Linked DNA regions of Homo sapiens: region 2 is linked to region 1. The links are chromatin contacts, found by Hi-C in ENCODE. All regions are on one chromosome and are shown on one strand. The core of a region is the stretch at or near the end of the contact, and the rest is flanking DNA. Distances in the headings are between cores, read along the strand shown. Region 1 has its middle 41 kb from the start of SCAF4. Region 2 overlaps LOC105377136 (a long non-coding RNA gene).

Evidence for each region. Hi-C counts contacts between places; a loop is a spot of excess contacts on that map. Pooled maps may share reads with other maps.
Region 2: a map with no recorded cell type shows a loop between it and region 1 (15-fold over the local background). The contact joins two enhancer-like sites. A Hi-C loop is called at or near these places in 2 of 37 single-sample maps with no recorded cell type and 2 of 50 pooled maps.

The regions. Positions count from the first base shown.
Region 1 is chr21:31,769,629-31,777,158 of GRCh38, forward strand. No RefSeq gene overlaps it. Among named protein-coding and RNA genes, the nearest start is that of SCAF4, 41 kb to the left of the region's middle. RefSeq lists an enhancer at 3,196-3,485. Within about 2 kb of position 3,128, at least 3 of the 41 ENCODE cell types and tissues checked have a DNase peak (open chromatin) inside an H3K27ac peak, as active enhancers do.
Region 2 is chr21:32,924,594-32,932,123 of GRCh38, forward strand. LOC105377136 (a long non-coding RNA gene) reads left to right here. Exons shown (of 6, transcript XR_937669.3): 5 at 2,359-2,452; 6 at 6,259-7,530. Among named protein-coding and RNA genes, the nearest start is that of LINC01690, 31 kb to the right of the region's middle. Within about 2 kb of position 4,963, at least 3 of the 41 ENCODE cell types and tissues checked have a DNase peak (open chromatin) inside an H3K27ac peak, as active enhancers do.

The DNA of each region.
Region 1 (7,530 bases), core at 1,878-4,377:
TGCAGCCTGTCTGTCATCCAGGCTGGAGTGCAGTGGCACAATCTTGGTTAACTGCAACCTCCCTGCCTCCCAGGCCCAAGTGGTCCTTCCACCTCAGCCTCCTGAGTAGCTGCGACCACAGGCCTGCACCAGCATGCCTGACTGATTTTTGTATTTTTGTATTTATTTATTTATTTTTTGAAACAGAGCTTTGCTCTTGTTGCCCAGGCTGGAGTGCAATGGCATGATCTTGGCTCACTGCAACCTCTGCCTCCTGGGTTCAAGCGATTCTCCTACCTCAGCCTCCCAAGTAGCTGAGATTACAGGCATGCACCACCACACCCAGCTAATTTTGTATTTTTAGTAGTGACAGGGTTTCTCCACGTTGGTCAAGCTGGTCTCGAACTCCCTACCTCAGGTGATCCGCCCGCCCCGGCCTTCCAAAGTGCTGGGATTACAGGCGTGAGCTACCGTGTCTGGCCTAATTTTTGTGTTTTTTTTTTTTTTTTTTTTGAGACGGAGTCTCACACTGTCACCTGGGCTGGAGTGCAATGGTGCGATCTCAGCTCATTGCAACCTCCGTCTCCCAGGTTCAAGCGATTGTCCTGCCTCAGCCTCCCGAGTAGCTGAGATTACATAATTTTTGTATTTTTAATAGAGATGGGGTTTCGCCGTGTTGGTCAGGCTGGTCTCGAACCCTTGACCTCAGGTCATCCACCTGCCTCAGCCTCCCAAAGTTCTGGGATTATAGGTGTGAGCCACTGCGCCCGGCCTAGCATGCCTTTTTCGATGTCTTTTCCATCTTTCCTGTGTTCTTTTCATTAGGTGTTAGGATTGCTGATATGTTTGGCCTTCTTTCTGGCTGTGGCAGAAAAGTCACAATGGTCTTTCCCAAGTATATGCCATTTGGCTACCAAAAATGCATCCTCCCTTTCCTAGCATGGAAAGTGACAGCCCAGTCAAGGGCTATTTTCTCAACCCTCTTCATGCCCAGTTATGGTCATGTGATTAGTTCTCAGCAATGAAATGTGGGCAGCAGTGATGGGAATCACTAAGGACTTAATGTTTTTCTCTGCTTTTATTGAATGCGCACTTAATTGGTGATGATTTGCAGAGAAGTGGAGAAAGCAGGGAACTAAGGAGTTTCTATTTGTTTACTGATTCTAAGCCCTGAAAATGCCAGGTGATCGGGGGTGATCAGACGTGTCTGAATCACGTTGGTGGTGCCAGTGACTTGCTTGATGTTTGCCTTCCCCATCACTTCAGCTCCCTGAGGCCTGGGACTGTGCCTACCAAGTGCTACATGGTCTCCCTAAAGCTTGGGTTATAGTACACTCTTTATTAACATTTATTGTGTGAATAAATGAAATGCTTTACATTTACTGGTGACCTCATCAACTAATTCTTTTTTTTTTTTTTTTTTTGAGACGGAGTCTCGCTCTGTCACCTAGGCTGGAGTATAGTGGCGCACGTCGGCTCACTGCAAGCTCCGCCTCCCAGGTTCACGCCATTCTCCTGCCTCAGCCTCCGAAGTAGCTGGGACTACAGGCGCCCGCCACCACGCCCAGCTAATTTTTTGTATTTTTAGTAGAGACGGGGTTTCACCATGTTAGCCAGGATGGTCTCGATCTCCTGACCTCATGATCTGCCTGCCTCGGCCTCACAAAGTGCTGGGATTACAGGCGTGAACCACCGCGCCTGGCCTTCATCAACTAATTCTTTTGGTAAATGAATTTCTGCTTAAACCAGGCCAAGACCTTTCTTTATAAGAAGCCAGGCCAGTGAATCAGGGAGTGAGATCAGAGGAAAGGAAGTCTCCCTTTTGTGTCTTTAAGTCATGTATTGTGCCGTGACTAGCTGGAAAAGCTGCAAAATAGTATAATAGAAGCTGTATATATCAGCAATAGCAAGGATTACTTGTCTGAGAACCTGGTTTGTGCCAGGCACTGACCTTGATGCTTTTCATACATTGCTTCATTGAATACTCATAAAAGCTACCACACAGGTGTGATTCTCCCTATTTTACAGATGCATCAGCTGAGGCTCTGTGCGGTAAATAAGTTGTTCAATGACAGAGACCAAGTAAGTGGCCAAGTCAGGACTCATATCCGTCTTCCTGACTTCGAGCTTGAATTCCCTTCTACCATACCTTATAAAAAGAATTCAGCAGCCTGAGGTTCAAGGTTCAGCTGCATGATATTGAGAATTCATTTAGTTTCTCTGAGCCGCCATCTCCTTATTTGTGGAATGGAGATAATGATGACACTGATTGATGCTCAGCTCCTCACAGAGTTATTGTAAAGACAAGTGAGAGAATGACTATGTGTTTTGCAAGTGATTAAATTCACAAACACAAGTCACTTTACTTACAGTATACTGGAGACACTTACATTAGGCTTTTAAACATTTATATATATATGTATATATATTTTTTGATACAGGGTCTCACTTTGTCACCCAGGCTGGACTGCAGTGGTGCAATCTTGGCTCACTGCAGCCTAGACCTCCAGGACTCAAGAGGTCAGATCCTCCCAACTCAGCCTCCTGAGTAGCTGGGACTACAGGTGTGTGCCACCATGCCTGGCTAATTTTTTTTGTATTTTTTTGTAGAGATGGGGTCTCGCCATGTTACTCAGGCTAGTCTTGAACTCCTAAGCTCAAGTGATCCATCCACCACGGCCTCGCAAAGTGCTAGGATTATACGTGTGAGCCACCGCTCCTGGCCAGACTTTTTTTTTTTATTTAAAAAACTTTATTTTTAAACTTTAATTTTTGAGACAGGGTCTCACTCTGTCACCCATGCTGGGTTGCAGTGGTGTGATCATGGCTTACTGCAACCTTGACTTTTTGGGCTCAAGGGGTCCTCCTGCCTTAGCCTCCCAAGTAGCTTGGGCTACAGGCATGTGCCACCACGCCTAGCTAATTAAAAAAAATTTTTTTTGTAGAGACGGTGTCTTGCCATGTTGCCTAGGCTGGTCTCGAACTTCTGGGCTCAAGCTCCCACCTTGGACTCCCAGTGTTGGAATTACAGGTGTGAGTCAATGCGTTGGGCCGCATTAAACTTTAAAGTTTCTGAATTTGAGGACACGACTTTATGACAGGCAACCTCTCAGTTTTTCAGAATAGAAATAATCCTTTCAGTCACATGAGAGAACAGTGTCTTCTATTTTAAGTAGTCAACTTTCTCTTTAGTGTTGTTTGTATGTGGGCAAACCCTACCCAAGTTTCTGTTCCTGAAATCAATTTCTTAATTTGCATTAGGCAAAAGTGTTGCATAAGCTTATTTTATTATCATCCAGCTTTTTATAGATCTTTGCTGAGAGACAATACGGGCTTGTTGAAAGAGGCCCTGTTTGACTGTCCCAAGCCCTGGGATGGAGTCCTAGCCCTGGCACTTAGCAGCTGTGGGATCGTGGGTGAACTACTTCACCTCCCTGCTTCTCAGGCCTCTACATCTGCAAAGTGAGAACAAGGGGAGCTCTTTCCCTAAGGGCCCTTTCACTGTACTACTTAAAAATGATTGCAAAGAGTCTTGCGTTAAGCAAAACTGAACACCTGCTGTAAATGTCTGCACCTCAGCAACATGACCCACAGTAGAATCTATATTTAGTTGCATTTGGATAATCTTCCTTTCCCCTTTTGCTTTAGCACTTTCTACCTTCAATTATTTCTTTATTACAGCAATGCCCCCTTTTTGCTCTACTGATGTGGGTGAGATGCAAATGGGCCTTTTGAGACTCTTGCTGTGTCCCCTGGGCCCCAGATGGACAGATGGGAGACAGAACGATTGTGGAGTACATCTTGGAGCTGACAGGTTTTGGGGGCAGGAAGTGTTAGTCAACACATGAGAAAAATGGGGTAAACAGCTGGAAAAGGCTGAGCATTAGCTGACAGGCTCTTTAGCCAACTGTCCTAGGACTGGATCAGGGCCTTGTGCATGGTGGGAGAGGCACCTAGGACCTGTGGAAAGGACAGGAAGCCAGACCCAAGAAGCCTCAGGCTGCAACCTGGCCCTCAGTTATTATCACAAAACTTACAAAGGTGTGAGCCTCGTGAATCAGCTGCAATAGATTGTTGCCTTGAGGACAAGACAGTCTAAACAACTAAAAATTAGCCAGGTGTGGTGGCTCATGCTTGTTATCTCAGGGCTTCAGGAGGCTAAGGCAGGAGGATTGCTTGAGGCCAGAAGTTCAAGACGAGCCTGAGCAACACAGTGAGAGCCCCCCCCCAACCCCCCACCCCTCAACTTCTACAAAAAAATTTAAAAATTAGCTGGGCATGGTGGTGCACACTTGTAGTCCTAGCTACTTGGGAGGCTGAGGTGGGAGAATTGCTTGAGCCCAGGAGTTTGAGGTTGCAGTGAGTTATGATTGTGTCACTGGACTCCAGCCTGGGCAACAGAGCAAGACTCTGACTCAAAAAAAAAAAAAAACAAACCCAAAAAGCAAAAAGCAAAACCAAAAACCACACATACACAATGAAAATTATTACAAAATAGCCTGAACTTGGTAGATCCATTTCTTACACCAGGCATGGTGGCTCACATCTTTAATCCCAACATTTTGGGAGGCTGAAGTAGGCAGATTGCTTGAGCCCAGGAGTTCAAGACCAGCTTGGGCAATATAGGACACCCCATCTCTATGAATTAGCCAGGAGTGATGTCATGGGTCTGTAGTCCCAGCTACTTGGGAGGCTGGGGTGGGAGGATGGCTTCATCCTGGAAGGTAGTGGCTACAGTGAGCTGAGATTGCGCCACTACACTCCAGCCTGGGTGACAGAGAGAGACACTGTATCAATCAATTAATCAATAAATAAAATGAAAGAAAAGAAAAGAAAGCATTTCTTGAATACCAAGAAACCCAAGATATGACAGCTGATGCACATGAGGCCGTGTCCCTTCATGCAGTGAGGTGGCAAGGCCTGAACAGGCGGATGTGGCCTCTCAGGAAACTTGTCCATGATTTCTGCCTTCCTCCCCTGGGGCAGTCCTGCTTGGTTGTGTAGGAGGCAAAGGAAACTGATGGCTTGGGAAAAGTCCTGTTGATACGAAACTAACCTGTTTAAAATTTAGTGAGATTCAAGTTGTCTCTGAAAAGTAACATTTAGGCTAGTCCTGTTGGATTGTGCTTCCACCCTACTATATGCGTAACCTGTTCCTACTATAAGCAGCACTCAGCATTTACATCTGGTTTTACAGGGACCAAGGACCCATTACCATTAATGATCTGCCAAGCCACACAACAGTTCTGTGGAGGCAGATAATGATGTCCAATTTACAGACAAAGAGGGTTAGATTTGAAGATGCACAGTACTTTTCCTGGGGCCAGATCCTTTTACCAGACACAGGGAAATACATTAGAATTTTCAAGTATGTAACTCTTTGCTTTTTTGCAAGCCATGCATCCTGTTGGGTGCATTCCAAAGATTGTGGATTCTATTGGTGGATACCAACTCATACACAAAAGAGAAACTGTAGGAATTCTGCCCAAAAAGGAGGCCGTGTCTTGCTAGGCCCTCGGGTCTCTGTAGGGATGCACCTGTTGATGTCCTCTGGCCTCTTGTCCATCTTACCTGGTAAGGGGCTTCTCCCCTCTAACCCCCCCTCCCCTCACCTAATGGATCTTCCCTAAACCTAGCTTTTATCTGGTCAGTCCTTTGGAAGTTTCCAGAGTAAGAAATATGAATAAAGGGAACATGTGTACACAACTAGGGGGACAGTGAGTCCATTAGATCATTTCAGAAAACAATTTCAGAGAACCTAGGAAAGCTGGAGGCGCCCTGCCATCCAGAAGCCCTTGCACGTTCTCAACAGACAACACACATAAGAACATCCTGGCAGCATTTTTATTAGAGCAGAAATATGGAAATCAATCCAAAGTTTCGTTAATCAGATGAAAAAGTATGAGATATGTTCTCTAGTGGTGCTAGAGAACAATGGAGATGATATGTTCTCTAGTGGTGCTAGAGAACAATGGAGATGAATGAACCAGAGCCAACACCTCACTGTGGGTGAATCTCTAGAACACAAAGTTGAATGAAGAAGGAAAGTCATGGAAAAATATGCACAGTAAGATCCTATTTATATAAGGTTTGGAAATAGGTGAACTAAACAGTGTCTGTGGGGAACAGACAAATGCAGTTAAACTATCAAAATAAACAAGAGAATGATGAGTGTCTAAATCAGACTGAGTGGTTTCCTTTGAGGGGATGGGAGGGACAGAGACCAGGGAGGGGACTGCAAGGGTTTACTTCTTTGGTGATGTTCAGTTGCCTAAGCTGGGTAATAGGTCCCTAAGGATTCATTTTATTATTATCCTGCAAATCTTGCATCTGACTACACACAAACACCTGCATACATAAGTATTCTTTACTTTGCATGACATATTTTGTAATGAAAAAATACACAAATAAACCACCTCTAGGAAAACTTGCCTTTTCCCATAGCACCTCTGTCTAACTGGAAGACCCTTCCCAGTCTGGCAGCTCTGGCCTTGTAACATCAGCCAATGCTAGTATTACATTGTGCCAGGAACTGTCTTACGTGCTCTATGTCGTATTGCCATATTCAGTCCTAACAACTCTACAAGACAGGCATTATTATTATCCACATTTTATACATGAGGAAGCTGAGGCCCAGAGAGGTGAAGTCACCAATCCGAGTTAACGTGGTTAGTTCATGGCAGAGAGAGTATTGGAACCTATATGGCCTGATGGAAGAGTAGGAATATTGCTGATTTTTTTCCCTCTAGCTTTCCCTTCCTCTCTGGCTTTGCCTTTCCTCTTACTATTTCATGCACATTCCCACCTTTCCCACCCATACTCGCACGTGCCTGGTTCTCTTTGATCAGAATGGTCTTTCTCAAGTATATGCCACAAAACATCACAACCACAAGATCCTCCGTTTAAAAAATGGGAGTGCCACAGTCAGATAAATGGAGCAAACATTGAAAAGTAAAACCCACTCTCAGAAAATTACAATGGTCATCAGCGATTAGATCTTCTAAGATGTTCTAAGAATCACTTGAGCCTAGGAGTTAGAGGCTGCAATAAGCTATGATTGCACCACTGTACTCCAGCTTGGGTGACAGAGTGAGATCCTGTTTCAGAAAACAAACAAAAAAACAAAACAAAAGAAAAAGGCATGCAGAATACACACACACACACACACACACACACACACACACACACACACACACAGTATATGTGCGGAAAAGATTTTGGATTGGTGAAATATTGAATATTGTGCTCTATTTGCTCTCCCCCCTCCTTGGATTTCTAATGTGAGGGGAAAAAATCTTCCTTCTCGTGATGGTTAATATTGAATGTCAACTTGACTGGATTGAAGGATGGAAAGTATTATTCCTGGGTGTGTCTGTGAGGGTGTTGTCAAAGGAGATCAACATTTGAGTCAGTGGACTGGGAAAGGCAGACCCACTCTTAATCTGGGTGGGCACAATCTACTCAGCTGCCAGCATGGCTGGAATAAAAGCAGGCAGAAGAATGTGGGGAGACTAGGCTTGCTGAGTCTTCTGGCCTCCATCTTTCTCCCAT
Region 2 (7,530 bases), core at 3,713-6,212, 1.2 Mb after region 1:
CATTTTTTAAAGGGGTTATTTGTTTTCTTGTTTTTCAGTAGTTCGAGTTCTTTGTATATTTTGGATGTTAGCTCCTTATGCAATGTGTAATTTGAAGATATTTTCTCCCGATCTGTAGGTTGCCTCTTCACTCCACTAATTGTTTCCTTTGCTTTGCAGAAGTTTTTTTAGTTTGATGCAATCCATTTGTCTATTTTTGCTTTTGTTGCTTGTGTAAGATACTAATTTTAAACAAACATTCAGAGAACAAACAAAAGTGCTTGGAAACAGGAGAAGTAAAAAAGTTAAGAAAATCTCTCAGGATATAGAGTAAAAACACGGAAAATAGGAGAGAAGAAATAATGAATTTATAGAACCACACCAGAATGTCAAACATCCAAATATGGAAAGTAGATTTAGAGACAATGGAAGGCAATTTTCCAAAGAAGCAATTCATGAAAACTTCCCAGGTATCAAGTTCCTGAATCAAGTTCCCAAGGTATCAAGTTTCACAATTGTACCTAGCACTATGGATGGATGAAAATTTATTCACTGAGACAAATCATTGTGAAATTTCATCATGATGAGAATAAAGAGAAGATCCTACATGTTTCCAGAGAGAAAAAAGATAACATGCTTTATACAAAGGATCAACAATCAGAATGTCATTGGACTTCTCCAAAGCAATATGGTGGAAGACAACAGAGAAATATTTCACTATTTGAAGAAAAAATATTTCTAAAGGCAGAATTTTATACCCAGCAAAACTATTAATCAAATGTAAGGGTATAAAAAATAGGTTTTCAGACATTCCAGGCCTTATACTAAAGCTATTGGAAGTTTTTTTTTTTTAAATAAAAAAGGAGTAAAATTTTAAAAGAGGAAGATGTATGGTCCAGGAAACAGAGACTCCATCATAGAAGGGAGGTGAAGGAAATCTGCACTAATATAATAACTGCATAGTAGACTTATAGGACAACAATCCAGAAGGTTCCAGAAGAGACTGCTTCAAAAAGATGGAATTATTGTGCTTGAACAAATTGAGAGGAGGGCACAGTTTGGGGACAAATGATTAAAACAAACAAAAAAAATTGTCTTTGTTTATAAAAAACAAAATATCTACCTATATGGATTAGAGAAAGTAAGTCAGGTAAAAAAGGGAATTTTTAACCTCAGGAAAAGCATAAGTTGTTCAGAAATGGAAAAATAAATGTAGTATTTATGGTTCAGTGATTCACAGTATTTAAAGAATTATAACAATGTAAACATTGTTAAAAAGTAAATTGAAGCTGGTTGCTCCAGCTTACCCCTGTAATTTCAGTACTTTGGGAAGCCAAGGTGGAAGGATCACTTGAGGCCAGGAATTTGAGACCAGCCTGGGCAACATAGCGAGACCCTGACTATACAAAAACCTTTTTTTAATTAGCCAGGAGTTGCGGTGCACACCTGTAGTCCAGCTACTTGGGAGGCTGAGGCAGGAGGATCCTTTGAGCCCAGGACATTAAGAATTCAGTGAGCTATAATCGTGCCACTGTACTCTAGTCTGGGTGACAGAGCAAGATCCTGTCTCTAAAAGAAAAATAAAATAAATTGAAGCACAACTTTAAAGAATATATTTGAGCAAACAATGATTCATTAATCAGACAGCTCCAAACGAGGAGTATTCAAGAGCTCCACCAACAGACCACAAAGCAGGAGACTTTTATAGGACAGATACAGAAGTAAAGCAAAGAAAAATTTGATTGGATATAGTTATCCAGTTGCCTTATTTGGTCTATGTCCGTTAGTCCATTCTTGCATTGCTATAAAGAAATACTTGAAGCTGGGTAATTTATAAAGAAAAGAGGTTTAATTGGCTCATGGTTCTGCAGGCTGCACAGGAAGTGTTGTACTGACATCTGCTTCTGGTGAGGCCTCAGGAAGCTTCCACTGGTGGCGGAAGGTGAAGAGGAAGCCAGTAAGTCATATGACAAGAGCAGGCATGGCGGCGGGGGAGGAGGGCAGGTGCACACACTTTTCAACAACCAGAGTTCACGTGAACTTATAGTGAGAACTCACTCATCACCAAGGGGATGGCTATTCATGAAGGATTCGCCCTCATGATCCAATACCTCCCACCAAGCCCCACCTCCAGCACTGGGAATTACATTTCAACATGAGATTTCGGTGGGGACAAATATCCAAACCATATCAGTCCCACTGGAAAATCCCTAATTAAATAATTACAAGTTTTTGGCTACTTCTGATTGTTTGGGCTTAAATTATGTTTTTCTTTAATACAGGCATTTGCAAGAAAAATCTGAAGTTAAGTTTTGCTTATGTTTGCAATCAAGCAAGGTTTAGGTCACTTAAGAGGCCTAACTTGTTTTGTCTGCTCAGAGATTCTTCAGGCCTGACCTCCACTTTAATTTACTTGAAGAGCATCGAATATGAATCTGCAGAATTTCAGTGAAACTATAGAGGAAGAATGGAGGTAAGGGGTGTGTGTGTGTGTGTATGTGTGTGTGTGCGCCCACAAGCACTTGTGCATGCTCTTGTGTGTATATGTTGTATGTTATGTGAAACAGTAAAATCCTTTTTTATCTGTAGAGGAAGTCAATGTTCAATGCATAAGATGAAAACACCAAGAAATAGTAATGAAGTCATGTTATTATAGATATATGGATGTAAATATCAAAAGAATCCATTAAAATGAAAGTGATTGCTTTAGAATTAGAAAATGGCAGAGGGAAAATGGAGAGTTGAGGAACTGCTCTCTATCATAAGCTTTAAATCTATCTTCCTGGGCATGGTGACTCACGCCTGTAATCCCAAAGTTTTGGGAGGCTGAGGCAGGAGGATTGCTGAGCCGGGAGTTTGAGACTGGCCTTGGCAGCATAGTGAGCCCCCATCTCTACAAAAAATAATAATAAAAAAAAAAACTAGCAGGACATGGTGGTGCATGCCTGTAGTCCCAGCTACTTGGGAGGCTGGGATGGAAGGATTGTTTGAGCCTGGGACAGTGAGGCTGCAGTGAATCGGGATCATGTCACTGCACTCCAGCTCTGGGCAACAGAGAGAGACCCTGCCTCAAACAAACAAACAAACAAGCCAAAAATACCCACAAACAATCTAACCCTAAACTCTGTGGATTTACAACTTTCATTTTAAAAAATTTTAATAAAAGGAAGAGATCAATGGTCAAAATTATAGAGTAGTATAGCAGAATGAGAATTAACTAAAAATCACTTCCAGGGACCAGCAGGCTACTATTTGGCAATGGAACAGTTCTGGGTTGGTCCACCCTAAGTGCTAGAGTCTGCCTCTATTCTAGGTCCCTCCTCAGTACAGGACAATTTGTTTCATGAAACTACCAAGTTGCTTTGTTACTATATATAAAAATTATTCAGATTTATCACGTCACCACCCGCTATGAGAATTTACGCAACAAACACCGAGCGCTTGCTTCTCAATGCCTCTTTCTAACGTTGTGTCTCTATTTCTTGTACCATCTCCCCCCACCCACCCTGACACACATTAAATCTAATCAGGGTGTTATCTAGATTTCAATACAAGTTTGACAAGTAGACAAGTATATGAATAAGAGATTAACACAAACTCAAACTGCCCCATGTGTCCTGTCTTCATGGAAATTAGCTTGTAAAGTCAAATGAGTTGGTTTTTCTTTTTCTTTTCTTTCTTTCTTTCTTTCTTTTTTTTTTTTTTTTCGGAGACAGGGCCCAGGTTGGAGTGCAGTGGTACAATCACAGCTCACTGTAGCCTCGACCTCCTGGGCTCAAGCAATCCTCTTGCCTCAGTCTCCCACGTAGCTGGGACCACAGGTGTGTGCCACCATGCCCAGCCAATTTTTGTATTTTTTTATAGAGACGGGGTTTCACCATGTTGCCCAGACTGGTCTCAAACTCCTGCACTCAAGTGATCTGCCAGCCTCAGCCTCCCAGTGAGTTGTTTTTTCTCTTTGTTCTCACATCATCCCTTTCTCCTTCTTGCATATCCCTAAGTTTAAGCCCCAGGTTATGCCGCATCTCCTTGATGAAGTCTTTCTGATCAGGGTCGGGCTTCCCAAAGATAACTTCTTCGTTCTCTCTCACCCTCTTACTGAAAGGCACCAACAGCTCTTCTTAGCAATGTACTGAGTGCCTGGCACTTAGTGTTGTTTACTTTATTGTTCCAAGCTCCATCTGGGGGCAAGCTCCCCAACTGAGACATTATTAGTACTCCCTGCATCTACGAAGGACTTCGTTGGAACTTGTAGATTTGGCTCCTGAAACCACACAAAATAAAACAAAATCCTGAACATGCCTACATAAATATGCACAAAAACACATTCAGTTCCACTGAATGGTTATTTGATGAAATTGAAATTATTTTTCATTCTTCAGGCATGACCATCATTTTGTTTAAATACAGACTTCTTATCTTTTAAAGGCATATACTAAATATGTACATATGAAATGGTATAATGTTTGGGATTTGCTTCAAAATAACTTGGTACTTGAAGAGAACTAGGTGGCAGTGTAAGTAAAATCAGAGGGCCAGGAATTTCTGCTTTTTGTGGCCCAAGGATGGGTAAATAGAGGTAATTTGTGCTATTTCCTCTATTTTTAATTTGTTAGAAATTTGTATAATAAAATATTAAATACATAAATATATATTTATATCTAAGATATAATTATAATAGATATTAAATATACGTAAGTACATATATATGCATTCAATTATGGAATAAAGAGTGTTTGACCTGGCCGGGCGTGGTGGCTCATGCCTGTAATTTCAGCACTTTGGGAGGCCGAGGCAGGTGGATCACGAGGTCAGGAGTTTGAAACCAGCCCGGCCAACATGGTGAAACCCTGTCTCTACTAAAAATACAAAAAATTAGCCAGGCATGGTGGCTGGCGCCTGTAATTCCAGCTACTCGGGAGGCTGAAGCGGGAGAATCACTTGACCTGGGAGGTGGAGTTTGCGGTGAGCCGAGATCGCACCATTGCACTCTAATCGGGGCGACAAGAGTGAAACTCCATCTAAAAAAAAAAAAGTGTTTGACTTTAATGAGTTATTACTTCCTGGCTTAACCCCTTTTACTTTACAGAAAAGACATAAAAAAGTGAAATTACTTGTCTAAGTTCACAATAATGGCTGACTGTGACAATGCTGGGCCTAGACTTCAGATCTAATCATTCTAAGTGTAGTGGACTCGGAGATAGCTGAGATAGAGGAGGTGGCGGGGGAGAAGTGCTAACTGCTTTATTCTCTCATCTGAAAGCTTTAAGTCTGTTAAAAATAGAACTTGCCTAGTCAAAGTAATACTCTCAGCTATTATTATTCAATTATACCTTGGTGTGAATGAGTGTGACATCCTTTTCTGAGAAATAACCCATTAAAGAACCACAGAGGAGAAAAGAGTAGAGGCTGGAGAAAGTGCAGGACTTGAAAGACAAGGAGTCTAACCATACATTTTATCTACTCAAAATGTAGAGCAGATGCACCAGAAAATATTAACAGTGGCTATCTCTGGGTGTTAGGATAAGAGTTGCTTTTGTTTTGTTTTAGTTTTTTTATATTTTCCAAGTTTTCTGCCTAATACACATATTACTTTTATCATTCATTCTTTGTTATCTAACACAGATTTTTTTTTTTTTTTTTTTTTTTTTTGAGACAGAGTCTTCCTCTTGTCACCCAGGCTGGAGTGCAGTGGCACAATCTCAGCTCACTGCAACCTCCACCTCCCAGGTTCAAGCAATCCTCCTGCTGGGATTACAGATGCCCACCCCCATGCCTGGCTGTTTTTTGTATTTTTAGTAGAGATGGGGTTTCGCCATGTTGCCCAGGCTGGTCTGGAACGCCTGACCTTATGATCTGCCCACCTTGACCTCCCAAAGTGCTGGGATTACAGGTGTGAGCCACCGTGCCCAGGTTTTGCCCCAACCTTTTTGGTACCAGGGACCAGTTTCACGGAAGACAATTTTTCCATGGATGGGGTGCGGGGGGATGGTTTCAGAATAATTCAAGTGCATTACGCTTATTGTGCACTGATTTCTATTATTATTACATTGTGATAGACAATGAAATAATTATACAACTCACCATAATGTAGAATCAGTAGGAACCTGAGCTTGTTTTCCTGCAACTAGGTGGTCCCATCTAGGGGTGAGGGGAGACAGTGACAGGTCATCATGCATTAGATTCTCATAAATAGCAGCAATCTAGATCCCTCGCATGCGCAGTTCACAATAGCGTTCATGCTTCTCTGAGAATCTAATGCTGCCTCTGATCTGACAGGAGGTGGAGCTGAGGCAGTAATGCGAGTGATGGGGAGCAGCTGTAAATACAGATGAAGCTTGGCTCGCTTGCCTGCTGCTCAGCTCCTGCTGTGCGGGCTGGTTCCTAACGAGCAAGAAGAAACCTGGAGGACACTTTGGTTTCATCAAGCAACACTTGCCACCAGGAAGGCGTTGAGTGCCAATTCCACACCCAATACCCCCAGGTAGAGGAAGTCTTGGGCCTTGGGGTTTGCAGTCTAGTTTCCTGGTAGTGTCTGTCATGGGGCTGAAGACCAAGCTTCGTCTTCATGCTAGACTTTGCCCATTTGGATATTTCATATCTTGAGAGGCAAAGAGAGCTTCTGCAATGTTTGAGGCCAAAATTCAAAGCAGAGCCAGGCCCAGGAATCCCATCAAGCAAGGCCTGTTGCCCATTCTGCTACGATTCAGATAACTTTTGAGAATATAAATGGCTCCCTGGGCCACTGTCTTAATCTTTCTATACCTTGGTGAGGCTTCTGTTAATGGTAGAATCTAGATGAAGGATAGTTTGGGCCACTTCGTAAATGTGGGTAGTGATCTTATTCAGATTAGATGATTTTGTTCAGATTAGGATGCCAAAAGTCTGGAACAAGGCAAGACCAGAAAGTCTGGTTAGGCAAGAGGCAAATGGTTTAAAACAGAGACCTTCACAATTTGGCAAGCTTTTAAATTACTTGGAGTATGCAAAATACAGTTGCCTGGACCTTACCCGAGACCCACGGGAAAACAACAACAACAACAACAGGGCAGGTTCCATGGATCTGTGCCGGGCTATTCCCCCAGAGAAATCAGGGAAAATTATAGATGTCCATAATTCCAGACAGAATTATAGGTCCCTGAGCTTGGTTTGCTGAGATAACATGTTGCTTTTCTCTCTCTCTCTCTTTTTCTCTCTCTCAATGTCTCTCCCTTTTCAAAAGTAGATGTCACCTTTCTGATCCAATGCTTGATTGCTAGCTGGGCTGAACCAGAAGCATCACGTCTAGTTAGTCTAGATGTGGATGCAATTCAGTAATCATAAACATTAGAGCTAGAATATTGTAGGTAATTGATGTAACCAAATGAAGAACCAGAGACCCAGAGATGAAAAGTTCCTTGCCCAGATCTGCAAACTCACATCCAGGTTGCTCCCTGCCTACCCTCATCTCTTACAAGCCAGCATCCTTTTACAGCAGACTGTGGGCCCCAAAGCACAGCTGTGGACAAGAGGGCACTGTACATTCACCCCAAGGTCTCAAGGCCACCAGGG